Linked DNA regions of Homo sapiens: region 2 is linked to region 1. Evidence: read pairs that join two places in POLR2A ChIA-PET (ENCODE). Cell type or tissue: K562. All regions are shown on one strand. Each heading gives the region's core, and the rest is flanking DNA. Links, peaks and the distances in the headings are about the cores only.

Region 1 (8,290 bases), core at 1,965-6,964:
TGAATAAACCAGAATGATACTCTCAGCACAGAAGAATAAAGGGAGCGAGTCATTAACGTTTTCTTTTTAAACCTTTATGATGACTTCCTTATGAATTACTGAACGAACACTGGAATGGGACTCAGGTATCCTGAGGACATCTCTCAACTCTGGCCTTAGTTCCCCCTCTGTAAAATTAGGGTGCCAACTAAATGATCTACAAGGTCCCTTCCAGCGCCGCCATTCTGTAATTACATCATGTGTAACTGTATTAAACATACACAAGTGACTGCCAGGCATGGGAATGTAACTTCCGAGTAAATGCTTTGGTTTGTTCAGAATACACTATGAACTTCTTTCCAAAGACGGGTTGTGGTAAATAGTGGATATTTTGATTATAAGAAATAGAGTTTCCTTGAAGCTTTAGCTGGAGATACAGCAATAGTGTGGTGTTCCTACAAATATCACAGTGTATTCAAACATATTTTTCTATCAAAAATCATTTTTGTAAAAGCTGTGTGTTTTTATCCAACTTGTGATAATAAATGTTCTTTATTTTAGAATAAAAACTGGCCTTTTTGTATGTATTGAATACAGTTAATAGAATTTATAATTTTAATTAACAATTTGCTCTTTCATGTGTGAATATGTGATAGTCTAGTCCTTTCAAAAGATTGAGACGGACTGGCTTTCATTGTTTGAAGGCTGGTGAGAGAAGGGGTTACCTGCTGCACACCAGTGGGGAGTGACATACTCCTAACACATGCCAGAAACAAAAAGTTTGGTCATAAAACAGTTCTAATAAGAAATCTGCCTGGCCTGCTCACACCTGTAACCCCAGCACTTTGGGAGGCAGAGGGATCAGAGCCCAGGAATTTGAGACCAGCCTGGGCAACATGAGGATACCCCATCTCTACAAAAAATAAAAAATTAGCCAAGCATAGCGATGTACGCCTCTAGTCCCAGCTACTTGGGAGGATCACTTGAGCCCAGGAGGTCAAGGCTACAGTGAGCCATGATCGCGCCACTGTACTCCATCCAGCCTGGGTAACAAAGTGAGAACCTGTCTCAAAAAAAAAAAAAAAACCTGCCTACTCATACCGGTTCTATAGAAGAAAGTAGCAATCTCTATGTAATAAATAGCATTACCATTTTTAATATAGTAACATGACTGTCTTAACATTCAGAAAATATGGAAATAGCTGATTATTTCTTTTTACCTGCCTATGACCAGTGTTAAAAATTTGAGAGGTATACCTCTAGGCCTTTTTTTTTCTGTGTTCATATAAGGATGTATAGGTTTTAAGCCAGGCGCAGTGGCTCACGCCTGTAATCCCAACACTTTGGGAGGCCGAGGCGGGCGGATCATCTGAGGTCAGGAGTTTGAGACCAGCCTGGCCAACATGGAGAAACCCCGTCTCTACTAAAAATACAAAAATTAGCCAGGCATGGTGGCGGGCACCTGTTATCCCAGCTACTTGGGAAGCTGAGGCCGGGAGAGTTGCTTGAACCCGGAAGGCAGAGTTTGCAGTGAGCCGAGATCATGCCACTGCACTCTAGCCTGGGTGACAGAATGAGACTCCGTCTCAAAAAAAAAAGGATGTATAGGTTTTATAATATATTGACGTACTACATTTGTATTTCTTTATGACATGATGGTATAGCTTTTCATGCCAATTCCATGCCATGTCCTCTAGCCATACACTGCCCAGTATGGCAGCCACATGTGGTACTGAGCACCTGGAAAGCGGCGAGTATGACTGAAGAACTCAATTTATTTTATTTTAATGAATTTAAATAGCCACATGTGGTTATTGCAGCCACACTGGACAGCGCAGCTCTAGACTGCTTCACTCTCCTCGGTGACACACGACAGTGCCTTGTGTGCTGTGTGGTTCCACCAGAGCTTATTCACCATTCCTCCGCTGGCAAGTACTTAGATTCTTACTATCTTTACCATTACAAATGCTGCAAGATACAATGCTTGGTCAGAGCATATGTGTATTTTTAACTTTTTATAGTAGTTCCCACATGACTTTAAAAAAGGGTATACTGCTTTTTCATGCCAGCCAGTATTATTTTAATTTTGCTAATCTAATGGATAAAAAAAAAGATATTGCAGTTTTGTTTTGTTTTGTTTTAATTTTAGACAGGGCCTCACTCTGTCACCCAGGCCAGATTGCAGTGGCTCAATCACAGCTCACTGCAGCCTCAACTTCCCAGGCTCAAGTGATCCTCCCACCTCAGCCGCCCAAGCAGCTGGGACTACAGGCATGCACCACCACACCCAGCTAATTTTTGTATTTATTTATTTTTGTAGAGACGGGGTTTCACCATGTTGCTCAGGCTGGTCTCGAACTCCTGGGCTCAAGCAATTTGCCCACCTTGGCCTCCCAAAGTGCTAGGATTACAGGTGTGAGCCACCATGCCTGGCTATTACTTTTCTGTTTAGAAGACATTTACCTATGTTAGTGGTTAAATATTCACAGCATGTGGCATAAGAATTAGTATTAAGAACCTTTGTATGAGTGAGTGAGTGAGTGCACATTTGAGAAACAGAAAAGCAAATAAAAAAGGGGAAAAAAAGGAACCCTTGTAATCTGCTGGCTTACTGCTGAATTTATAGAATATAGGACTCAGATTCTGAATAGTTTAAAGTAGTAATTCTTACATATAATTTCTATGGATAGTCGAATCTCTGCTAGCTACCCAAAGATTAATAAAAACAGCATGAATGCAGTGGGTGTTCCCAAAATGGCTAACTGAATCTCAGAAGACCTGGGATACCAGTCAGGTGTACAGTGTGGAAGTAGAGAAGGGTAAGGCGGCACTGTCACCCCCAGCCAAGGGCTGCATTCAGGCATATGCCCAGACGGCAGGCCTTGGCAGGTCTACCTCAGTGCCTTCCAGAGAAAGACTGAAAAGGAAAGCTTAACGAAACAGGTCTAATGACAATATTCTTGAGCAAATACTCTATAGTGGTAACATTCCCATGAATTGATTTGATGTATCTGCAAAGGCAAAAGGAAACACGCAAAGACATCGAAGGCCAAAAACATTCACAGAAAGTCCTGGCCTGCCAGGCATGGTGGCTCACACCTATAACCCCAGCACTTTGGGAGGTGATGACAGGAGAACTGCTTGAGCTCAGGAGTTTGAGGCCAGCCTTAGCAACATAGCGAGGCTTCATCTCTACTAAAAATCAAAAAAATTAGCGGGGTGTGGTGGTTCGTGCCTATAGTCCCAGCTACTCAGGAGGCTGAGGTAGGAGGATCACTTGAGCCCGGGATCAAGGTGATGGAGCCTGCAGTGAGCTGAGATGGCACCACTGCACTCCAGCGTGAGTGACAGCCAGACCCCATCTGAAAAAAATATATCAAAAATAAAACAGTCCTGGCCCTCTTTGACTAGTCTGTCTCCACCAGGGCCTTTACTGTCTGTCTAAGTTTGAAAACAGAATAATGAAGGGGGAAATCACTAATTCTAACCCATTATATAGCAGTAGCCAAATTACATATTACAGGAGTAGAAACTGGATTGTGAATAAATAAAAATGGAGACGTTGTGGTAAATTAAATGGATGGTTATCAATCAGAAAGGTACTTCTTTGAACACAACTAAGGCCTTCTATAAGCAATACCATGATAAGCTTGCTTTATCTGATAGAAACTAATTTAAAAATCAATGTGAATTTACTGCACTGATGGGCAAAGAAACCCAGTGTACTAGAGTCATTAAGCTGATGTGTATTTCATTTATTTAAATCCTCACTGCTCTAAATTATTTATATTTTAGCATTTAGCTATGAATCAAGTTTAATCTTGAGAATTCACAGTATCATGGCATACTCAAAAATAGACTATAATTTCATTTTTCTTTTGAGTGAAAGTTTAAGGTAAGTTATGTTGATCTACTTTATTGACACAAGCATATTTATTTTCCAAATAAAAGTAATTCAGTTCCAGTACCACAATTTTTTTAAGTTCTAAGGTAGCTTTCTCAAAGAAAACCATTTCAGGGTGTCCATTAAAAGAGCATCTGCGAATTGTTTTTGCAGGGACTCCTAATCAGTCAGGAGAAGTAGAATGTAAGCAAAGTCACAAACCTCCCGTAAGAATTTGGTTCACCAGGACACAGCTCCTCTCTTATGAAGGGATGAGAAGCAGACCCCAAACCCAGTGTCACAGTCTCCCTGGAAACAGCAGCAGGCTTGGGGAATGCTTCCAAAAGGCTATGCCATTCAAGGTCTCAGGTTTTTTGGTTAAAAATACAACTTAGGCCAACTGCAGTGGCTCATGCCTGTAATTAATTCCAACACTGGGAGGCTGAGGCAGGAGGATGGCTTTGAGCTCAGGAATTCGAGACCAGCCTGGGCAACATGGCGAAAACCCATCTCTACAAAAAATACAAAAATTAGCTGGGCGTTGGTGGCTCGCACGTGTAGTCCCAGCTACGTGGAGGCTGAGGCTGGAGAATTGCTTGGGCCCAGGAAGCAGAGGCTGCCGTGAGCTGAGTTGGTGCCACTGCATTCCAACCTGGGTGACAGAGTGAGGCCCTGTCTCAAAAAAAATTGTGTGTGTGTGTGTATATATATATGTGTGTGTGTGTGTGTGTGTAATTATATGCAGGGGCTTCCAATTTTAACAGAACTGCTTTCAGCTGATAAAGTTAGGGGAGACCTGAACTTTTGGGGGCATGGGGGAGTGATATTAGCATGATTGATTGTATTTTAGAATATAAAAGACTAATGAAAACCTGTAAGTTCTGAGGTCCACACTTTGAGACATGAGTTAAAGGTTTTAATTTTAGCTGACTCATACCTAGGCCGATGATTCAGAGTTTAAGGAAAAGACAGGCTGGTTCTTCTTACCCGGCAGTTGTTTCTCCAGGACTTTCTGATCAAGTTGATGAGGGTATTTTATCTTCAGTGCTTTAAGAGAAACAAAGAAAAAGACTAATTGATATCTACTATTATATGGATTTAAATTATCCACACACATCAACAGATGGCCAAATGATAGAGGTATTCAGTGCAAATTGGCAGGTCTAATCAATGTTTAAAATTCTTTCTATTAATCCTTCCATGGATTGCTAACAACAACAGAAATAGCTGGACAATACTTTCCCTTTTCCCCACTTAGTACTTCTTTCCTTACAGCTTGGCTAGGTTTTCAAGTCATAAATTCACAAATCACAATTTGGTTCACAACTCCAATACCTCCCACATTTATAACACTATTAAATGAGTTTAAAACATAGGAGTTACAAAAATGTATAAGAATTTAAACATGTTTTAAAGAATTCATTTCTTTGACAGGGCGCGGTAGCTCATGCCGCTAATCCTAGCACTTTGGGAGGCCGAGGCGGGTGGATCTCCTGAGGTCAGGAGTTTGAGACCAGCCTGGCCAACATGGTGAAACCCCATCTCTACTAAAAATACAAAATTAACTGGGTGTGGTGGCGCATGCCTGTAATCCCAGCTACTCGGGAGGCTAAGGCACGAAAATCGCTTGAACCCGGGAGGCGGAGGTTGCGGTGAGCCAAGATCGTGCCACTGCACTCCAGTCTGGGCAACAAGAGCAAAACTCCGTCTCGATTAAAAAAAATTAGCCGGGCATGGTTGTGTATGCCTGTAGTCCCAGCTACTCCAGAGGCTGAGGCAGGAGAATCGCTTAGAACCTGGGAGGCGGAGGTTGCAATGAGCTGAGATCACACCACTGCACTCCAGCCTGGGAGACAGAGGGAGACTCTGTCTCAAAAAAAAAAAAAAAAATTTTCATTTAAAACTCAAGGCATTTACTTAGGTACTTAAGAGGTACACACTTAAGAGAAACACACTAACTGTTTCAGCACCTAAGCACTCAAATACAAATAAACTATTTGAATCTGAGATTCTTACTTAGTAGCTGGTTTTTCAGCATAAGTGGTTGCTGTGTTTTGAGTTCCCAATCTTCAGGTGCACCATATTCTGTTTAAGAAAGCAAAAGAGATGAATGATAAACCAAAGGCCACTATAAGTAAAAACAAAACAAACAAACAAACAAAGGATAGGTAAGCGTCCAGAGAGCCTGTGCCTTTCCCAGGACACATGGAGCTGCCTTTATTCAGTGTGATTTTTAGGAGTGATGGACAACGACCACTTCCAAGGGCAGAATCTTCTATCTACCCAGAGCTGCAGACTCTGTAGCTTATCTAGCTCATTGTTAATGACCAGTGAAACTCAACAAAAGACAACAAATGAAAAGCAACATGTTTACATGTGTATTACATCATTGTTCCTTAGGTGTCCTGACTCAAAACTAGCAAGAGAAGACTGCCTTCAAATACTTCAAATGTTTTCCCCGAGTGTCACCTTTGGTAACAGTTCTCTTTCTGCGCTGACAGAAACCTGGTGCCACCTGAGACACGATCCACAGGACACTTCTCACGTTTCCACCAGACCGTGCAGTGCCAGGCTGGGTGCTCAGTACCATACTGCAAACCAGTTCCTAGGCCTGGACCACAGCCTCCACAGGAGAGGAGGAAAGCAGTACTTTTTTCCTGCTCTAGGCCAAACAGTGACAACATTTCTCTAAATCCCCCCATCTATCTGTGCTTTTGTCTTCTAACATTCTTAGCAGTGAAATACTCAACAATACCTGCCCGGCTGCTTCACATCTTCCCTTGCCCACCCCCGAGTGATTTAGAATTCACCGAGCGTGGCCAGGAGATTGGGCTGGCTAATGGAGTCATTTGAAAGTGATTCCTCTAGGCTGCTTTTCTTCCTTAAACATACTGTTCAAGCCTGAAGCGTTTATGCAGCGAGCTTCTTGCATTAAGAAATATAAAAAAGGAAATAACATAAAAGCGAAATGTGGAGTAATAATGTCATCAAAACAAAATGGAAAGTACATCAGGGACAAAGACTCATGAATTCTTAGCTTCAAAGCCTGAAGAACCAGGCTGGAGGATTTAAGGAACCACCGTGCATGCCAAGTGCCAGCCTTGGTAGCGAGCCCTCGGGACGAGAGCTTACTGCAGAACTACACTCATACGAACTTTCCTATTCACTAGAATTACCTGGGGGGCTTTAAAAAAATACAGATGCCGGCTGGGCGCGGTGGCTCTCGCCTGTAATCCCAGCACTTTGGGAGGCTGAGGCGGGCGAATCACCTGAGTTCAGGAGTTTGAGACCAGCCTGGCCAACCTGGTGAAACCCCATCTCTACTAAAAATACAAAAAATTAGCCGGGCATGGTGGCAGACGCCTGTAATCCCAGCTTCTCAGGAGGCTGAAGCAGGAGAATCACTTGAACCCAGGAGGTAGAGGTTGCAGTGAGCCGAGATCGCGCCATTGGACTCCAGTCTGGGCAACAAGAGCGAAACACCATCTCAAAAAAATATATATATATACGGATGCCTCAGACATAAACTGGAGTGCTTCCTACCCTTCCTACAGTGGAGCATGGTGCGCCACCTGAAACCTGGTGGACATATGCAAGAGAAGAACCTACATTTAAGAAGTGCTTTCCCTGGCTGGGCGCGGTGGCTCACGCCTGTAATCCCAGCACTCTGGGAGGCCAAGGTGGGTGGATCACAAGGTCAGGAGATCGAGACCATCCTGGCTAACACGGTGAAACCCCGTCCCTACTAAAAATACAAAAAATTAGCCGGGTGTGGTGGTGGGCGCCTGTAGTCCCAGCCACTCGGGAGGCTGAGGCAGGAGAATGGCGTGAACCCGGGAGGCGGAGCTTGCAGTGAGCGGAGATCGCGGCACTGCACTCCAGCCTGGGCGACAGAGCGAGGCTCCGTCTCAAAAAATAAATATACAAAAATTAGCCAGGCATGGTGGTGTGCGCCTGTAGTCCCAGCTACTCTGGAAGCTGAGGGAGGAGAATCACTTGAACCCAGGAGGTGGAGGTTGCAATGAGCTGAGATTGTGCCACTGCACTCCAGCCTGGGTGACAGAGCAAGACTCTGTCTCAAAAGAAAAAAAAAGAAAAAGAAATGCTTTCCTGCTACGCACGGTGGCTCACACCTATAATCTCAGCACTTTGACAGGCCGAGGCGGGTGGATCACTTGAGGTCAGGAGTTCAAGACCAGCCTGGCCAATATGGTGAAACCCCGTCTCTACTAAAAATACAAAAATTAGTCGGGCGTGGTGGCGGGCGCCTCTAATCCCAGCTACTCAGGAGGCTAAGGCAGGAGAATAAATTGAACCCGGGAGGCAGGGGTTACAGTGAGCTGAGATCACTCCAGCCTGGGCCTGGGCGACAGAGCAAGACTCCATCTCTCTTTTTTTGTTTTGAGACGGAGTCTCGTTCTGTCGCCC
Region 2 (6,502 bases), core at 1,503-6,502, 310 kb after region 1:
GGGAAAAAAAAAAATACAAAAAATTTAAAAATTAGCCAGATGTGGTGGCTCATACCTGTAATCCCAGCTACTTGGGAGGCCGAGGAAGGAGAATCACTTGAACCTGGGAGGCAGAGGTTTCATTGAGCCGAGATCACACCACTGCACTCCAGCCTGGGTGACAGAGCAAGACTCCGTTTCAAAAAAAAAAAAACAAACCGGCCAGATGTGGTGGCTTATGCCTGTAATCCCAGCACTTTGGGAGGCCGAGGCGGGTGGATCACCTGAAGTCGGGAATTCGAGACCAGCCTGACCAACATGGAGAAACCCCATCTCTACTAAAAATACAAAATTAGCTGGGCATGGTGGCACATGCCTGTAATCCCAGCTACTTGGGAGGCTGAGGCAGGACAATCGCTTGAACCCGGGAGGCAGAGGTTGCGGTGAGCCGAGATTGCTCCATTGCACTCCAGCCTGGGCAACAAGAGCAAAACTCTGTCTCAAAAAAAAAAAAAAAACCCGAAAACGAGAACTGAATTTATAACCTGCCATAATATATTGCTACAACTGCACCTATCCAAAAGATGTCCCAGTTCTTTCTTCATACTAATTAAATGTTTTTGATCCTGGATATTAGAAGTACTAAATCACTGAATCTTCTCTACCTTCTGTATGATAGAGTAAATAATTGACATTAAGGTATAAGAAAGTTTTATTCTTTGTACAAAATTAGTTATATTTAGTTCGCTAATTTTTAACCAGTGTTTCATGCCTGACAATATTAAGGAGTAAAAGAATATACAGGCCGGGCATGTTGACGCGTGACTGTAATCCCAGCACTTTGGAGGGCTGAGGCGAGAGGATTGATTAACGTGAGGACTTCAAGTCCAGCTTGGGCAACATAGGTAGACACCGACTCTACAAAAAAATATACAAGTAAGGCTGGGTGCGGTGGCTCACGCCTGTAATCCCACCACTTTAGGAGGCCAAGGCAGGTGGATCACTTGAGCCCAGGAGTTCAAGACTAGCCTGGGCAACATGGCGAAATCCCGCCTCTACAAAAAAATACAAAAATCAGCTGGGCGTGGTGGTGCATGCCTGTAGTACCATTTACTTGAGGAGCTGAGGTAGGAGGATCACCTGAACCTTGGGAGGTCGAGGCTGCAGTGAGCCACCCAACCTGGATGGCAGAGTGAGACCCTGTTTTAAAATAAGAAAGAAAAATTAAAAAATAAAAATCTAGCTGGTCATGGTGGCCAGCGCCTGTGGTCCTATCAGGAGGCTGAGGCTGGAGGATTGCTTAAGTACGGGAGGTCAAGGCTGTAGTGAGCCATGATTGCACCACTGCACTCCAGCCGAACTGACAGAGTGAGACCCTATCTCAAAACAAAAAAATAATCTATTGTCATCCCTTGATATCCACGGTGTATTGGTTCCAGGATCCCTCTCACATAGCAAACAGTATATATATATCTGCAGATGCTGAAGTCCCTTATATAAAATGGCACATTTGCATGAATGTATATTGTTATATATAATAAATTTTTTTATTGTCATATTATTTGTTGTTTTCAAGTATTTTCTATCTGCAGTTGATTGAATCCTCTGATACTGAACTCACGGATTTGGGGAGCTGACTGTACATACTATGTGATGTCATAAATTTTTCTTCTCTCAGTAACAACCCATTACTACATTTCCTTTCAGTTTTTCCTTGTGCTGCCATTTTTATAGTTGAACTTGTCTCTGTGAACTTAAATTATATTTACATCTTATTTTATGTTGTTTTCTGTTATGTAAGCATGTTCCATTGAGTGATATAACAGAGTTTATACTGTCATTTCTCTCATGTTGGACCTTGGTAGAATTCTCTGTTTTTCCCTGTAATAATGAAATTGCAGTGGTTATGTGTTTTTTGTTTTTGAGACAGAGTCTCACTCTGTTGCTCAGGCTGGAGTGCTTTGGCACGATCTCAGCTCACTGCAGCCTCTGCCTCCCAGGCTCTAGCGATCCTCCCATCTCAGCTTCCTGAGTAGCTAGGACTACAGGTGTGTGCCACATGTCTGGCTAATTCTTGTATTTTTTTGTAGAGACAGGATTCACCATGTTTCTCAGGCTGGTCTCCAACTTCTGAGCTCAAGTGATCTATCCGCCTTGGCCTCCCAGAGTGCTAGGATTATAGGTGTGAGCTACCCCGCCTGGCCTGGTTATGTTTTTTTCCCCAAAAGTTTGGATTGTAGATTACTTAAGATAGATCCCCATTAGGATATACTAGGTTAAGATGTGTTACCATTTTGAAGACTCTTGATGAGAATTGCCTGGTAGCTTTTTTAGAAAGATTGTCACAGCGTTTGTTGCCATTGTTACTGTATTGTAGTTACCTTTCTGCTTGTCTGCTCCCTTTCTTCTATTACTTGATAAGCTTCTAAAGTCCTTTAACAAACATCTCATGGATATTCAGGGTTGTTAGCATTAATGGCTCTATATTGGAACAGAAGTATAACAGAATTTTGGATCTAAATGGAACCCTAGAGGGTGTCTAGTCCAACATCTCGTAATGGAGCGTTCCCTGCCCTCTGGTCAGCTAATACAATGGGGCTTTGACAGAAAGATGGCTATACGAAGGAGGTTTATTCGTTTAAAATATTGCATATGGGGGCCAGGCGCGGTGGCTCATGCCTGTAATCCCAGCACTTTGGGAGGGCAAGGTGGGCAGATTACAAGGTCAAGAGATCGAGACCATTCTGGCTAACGTGGTGAAACCCTGTCTCTACTAAAAATACAAAAATTAGCTGGGTATGTTGGCCCGCGCCTGTAATCCCAGCTACTTGAGAGGTTGAGGCAAGAGAATCGCTTGAACTCAGGAGGTAGAGGTCACAGTGAGCCGAGATCGTGCCACTGCACTCCAGCCTGGCAACAGAGCGAGATTCCGTCTCAAAAAAAGAAAAAAGAAAAAAAGCCAATATTGCATATGACTAATCTAGTCTAGAACCTCATTTTACAATGAAAAAAAAAAACCACGAAGCCTGTAGCATTGTGACTTAGCTGAACATTTCACAAGGCAGCTTGAGTGCTTTCTGAGGAAACACTGGTGACGAGCATGGTGATGAGGAGACTTCGAGTGCAGCAGCTGATACACCTGGGATTGGATGGGGCTTATCTGTGCAAGCTTGAAAGTCGTTCTCATCTGTTAAAGTGACACTTTCACTAGTTTCTTTGCAGATGGGTTTCTGGTAGCAATTAATGTATTGTGTTTTCTTTTGCAGAATACAGATTCTGTTCATCTTGCTCTGAAATTAAATAATTCTGAACTCATGGGGAGAAAACTCAGAGTCATGCGTTCTGTTAATAAAGAAAAATTTAAACAACAAAATTCAAATCCACGATTGAAGAATGTCAGTAAACCTAAGCAGGGACTTAATTTTACTTCCAAAACTGCAGAAGGACATCCTAAAAGCTTATTTATTGGAGAAAAAGCTGTTCTCCTTAAAACGAAGAAGAAAGGACAGAAGAAAAGTGGACGCCCTAAGAAACAGAGAAAACAGAAATAACAACCAGGAACTGCTTTTTCTTTTCCTGCTGAGTACTGCTAATAAAAGTGCTATTATCTGCTGATAGCATCGTCTGCTATTCATGTGTTGAGTTTTATACTTCTTTATGGATGGTGTATGTGAAATGTGGAGACTTCCACATTCTCAGTTTATTCACATTGTGATACTACCTTTGAAGGTTTTTTTGTTTTTGTTTTGTTTTTTGAGATGGAGTTTGGCTGTTGTCTCCCAGGCTGGAGTGCAGTGGCGTGATCTTGGCTCACTGCAACCTCTGCCTTCTGGGTTCAAGCGCTTCTCCTGCCTCAGCCTCCCAAGTAGCTGGGATTACAGGCGCCTGCCACCACGCCTGGCTAATTTTTTGTATTTTTAGTAGAGACGGGGTTTCACCATGTTGGCCAGGCTGGTCTCGAACTCCTGACCTCAGGTGATCCACCTGCCTTGGCCTCTCAAAGTGCTGGGATTACAGGCGTGAGTCACTGCACCCAAGCCTCCTTTCTCTTTTGCCTATTAAACCTCTGCTCTTAACCTTACTCCGTGTGTGCTCAAGTTCTTGATTTCCTTGGCATGAAGCAATGAACCTTGGGTATTACCCCAAACGATGTCGCTTCAGTATCTCACTTTGTTGCCCAGGCTGCTCTCAAACTGCTGGACTCAAGTGATCCTCCCACCTTGGCCTCCCAAAGTGCTAGGATTACAGGAGTGAATCACTCATCAATTCCAAGGGGCTAGAACTCCCAGGAACTGGGGACAAAGGCCAGCCAAATTCTTTATTATGCAACCTCGTGTTACTGGAAAAGGATCCAGATCCAGACCCCAACAAAGGGTTCTTGGATCTTGCCTAAGAAAGAATTTGGGGCCAGTCCACAGAGTAAAGTGAAAACAAGTTTATTAAGAAAATAAAGAAGATCACTCACGGTGGCTCATGCCTGTAATCCCAGCACTTCGGGAGGCCGAGGTGGGTGGATCACCAGATGTCAGGAGTTTGAGACTAGCCTGGCCAACATGGTGAAACCCCATCTCTACTAAAAATACAAAAATTTGCTGGGTGTGGTGGCACATGCCTGTAATCCGAGCTACTGGGGAGGCTGAGGCAGGAGAATCGCTTGAACCCAGGAGGTGGAGGTTATAGTGAGCCAAGATCATGCCACTGCACTCCAGCCTGGGTGACAGCAAGACTGTCTCAAAAAAAAAAAAAAAAAAAAAAAAAAGTGAAAGGTTACTTTGTAGAATGGTGCATACCCTAAAGCAAGAGAAGGAACATGTCCACCTTAGGTACAAGGCTTGTTTGTATTGAACAGCAAAAAAATGAGGAAGATGAGCTCTACTCCAAGAGCTTGTGACAAAGGATTTTTTGTGTGTTTGTTTTGAGACGAGGTCTTACCCTGTCACCCAGTTTGGACTGCAGTGGTACAATCATAACTCAACTGCAGCCTCAACCTCCTGGGATTAAGGGATACTTCCGCATCATTCCCCATGTAGTTGGGACCACAGGTGTGTGCCACCACGCCTGGCTAAGTTTTTAATTTTTTTGTGGAGACAGGGTCTCACCATGTTGCCCAGGCTGGTGTTGAACTCTTGGGCTCAAGCTATCCGCCCATCTGGGCCTCCCAAAGTGCTGGGATTACAGGTGTGAGACACTGCCTGGTCTTTGTCAAAGGACTGTTAATCCTGTGTAACTACTGTCTTCTGCAAGGATCAATATTATCTTTAAAGGGAAAATTAAACTAAGAATGCTTTTGTTCTTAAGATATCAGGACATCAGGACATTTCCTGGGTCTGTTAGGTAAACATTATTAACTTGTTCCCTTCCCTGTAAATATCCTGTGACCAAGAATGCCAAACTTCCTGGGAATGTGCCCCAATAGGTCTCAGCCTCATTTTACCCAGCCCCTATTCAAGGTAAGGTAGCTCTGGTTCCAATGTCTCTTGACACTGATGCTTGACTTCGATACCCCTCAACTTACAGTGTCTGTTTAATGCCTGCTTTCTGCCCACGATTTTCCTTGTCAATATCTTAAGTTAGATCATATATATATATATTTTGTTTTTTTGAGACGGACTCCTGATCTGTCACTCAGGCTGGAGTGCAGTGGCTCGATCTTGGCTCACTGCAACCTCTGCCTCCTGGTTCAAGCGATTCTCCCGCCTCAGCCTCCAGAGTAGCTGGGATTACAGGCCCCGGCCACCATGGCCAGCTAATTTTTGTATTTTTAGTAGAGACAGGGTTTCACTATGTTGGCCAGGCTGGTCTCAAACTCCTGGCCTTAAGTGATCCGCCTGCCTCGGCCTCCCAAAGTGTTGAGATTACAGGCGTGAGCCACCGCGCCTGGCCTGATCATGTGTATGTTTTCGTGTGGCTATAAAACAATTCACGTTTTCTATTTTTTCTTCAATTGTGTATATTTTTCAAGAAATTACTCCATTTAATTTTATTCCAGTTATCATAAAATGAGGCTATCCTGTAACATTCTTTTGAAATGGAACCACTACGCACAATGGATTGTGGCAACCTGAAAAGAAAGTACAGTTTAATTCAAACAAGTCACAGGCTGCCTGTGTTAGACAAGATGAAGCATTCGCAGTCTGGGACCCTGCATCTCTGTCTGCCACAAACAAGGCTGTCAGCTAGTCTTCTGAGTACGTGCACGCCAGTAACGCGTACGCCTCGTTACAGCATGGTCGGCGGATATGAAAAAAAGTCCGTGGTCACGTGCAAATTCCCGACTCCAGTGCGTACACCCAGCGGCGCAGGGGAAACGCCGGCTTCGCCCACTGCGCAGGCGCAGGAGCCGCGCTCTGGGCCTCTGCTCAGGCTCTGCCGCGGACGACCTCGAGGCCCTTAGTTGACTGGGACCGGAAGTGGCGTGTGCTCGGCCTTTCTGTGTTCCTGGCCCGCGGCCGTCGGGTGTGAGCTGCGCCGACCGCTCTGAGGGTTCGTGGCCCACCGCTCCTTCGCGGTCCCTGCCGCCACC

Evidence for each region. Peaks named below come from ENCODE experiments on the same cell type or tissue, not always from the same donor. Only the 100,000 strongest peaks of a DNase experiment are listed, where the experiment ranks them.
Region 2: POLR2A ChIA-PET joins it to region 1 with 7 read pairs; 4 of 35 experiments call an interaction of 5 or more read pairs at or near these places.

Annotation. Positions count from the first base shown.
Region 1 is chr1:235,439,471-235,447,760 of GRCh38, reverse strand. It overlaps TBCE (tubulin folding cofactor E), which reads right to left. Exons shown (of 17, transcript NM_003193.5): 14 at 5,879-5,947; 15 at 4,850-4,909. B3GALNT2 (beta-1,3-N-acetylgalactosaminyltransferase 2) reads left to right here. Exons shown (of 12, transcript NM_152490.5): 12 at 1-571. Among named protein-coding and RNA genes, the nearest start is that of B3GALNT2, 61 kb to the left of the region's middle. RefSeq lists an enhancer at 4,331-5,530. In K562, for the core only: no CTCF peak of the experiment used is centred there; a DNase peak (open chromatin) is centred at 4,830.
Region 2 is chr1:235,128,741-235,135,242 of GRCh38, reverse strand. It overlaps TOMM20 (translocase of outer mitochondrial membrane 20), which reads left to right and starts at 6,406. Exons shown (of 5, transcript NM_014765.3): 1 at 6,406-6,502. RBM34 (RNA binding motif protein 34) reads left to right here. Exons shown (of 11, transcript NM_015014.4): 11 at 3,246-4,060. The coding sequence ends at 3,530. RefSeq lists enhancers at 6,129-6,228, 6,459-6,502. In K562, for the core only: no CTCF peak of the experiment used is centred there; a DNase peak (open chromatin) is centred at 6,302; H3K4me3 peaks cover 363 bases.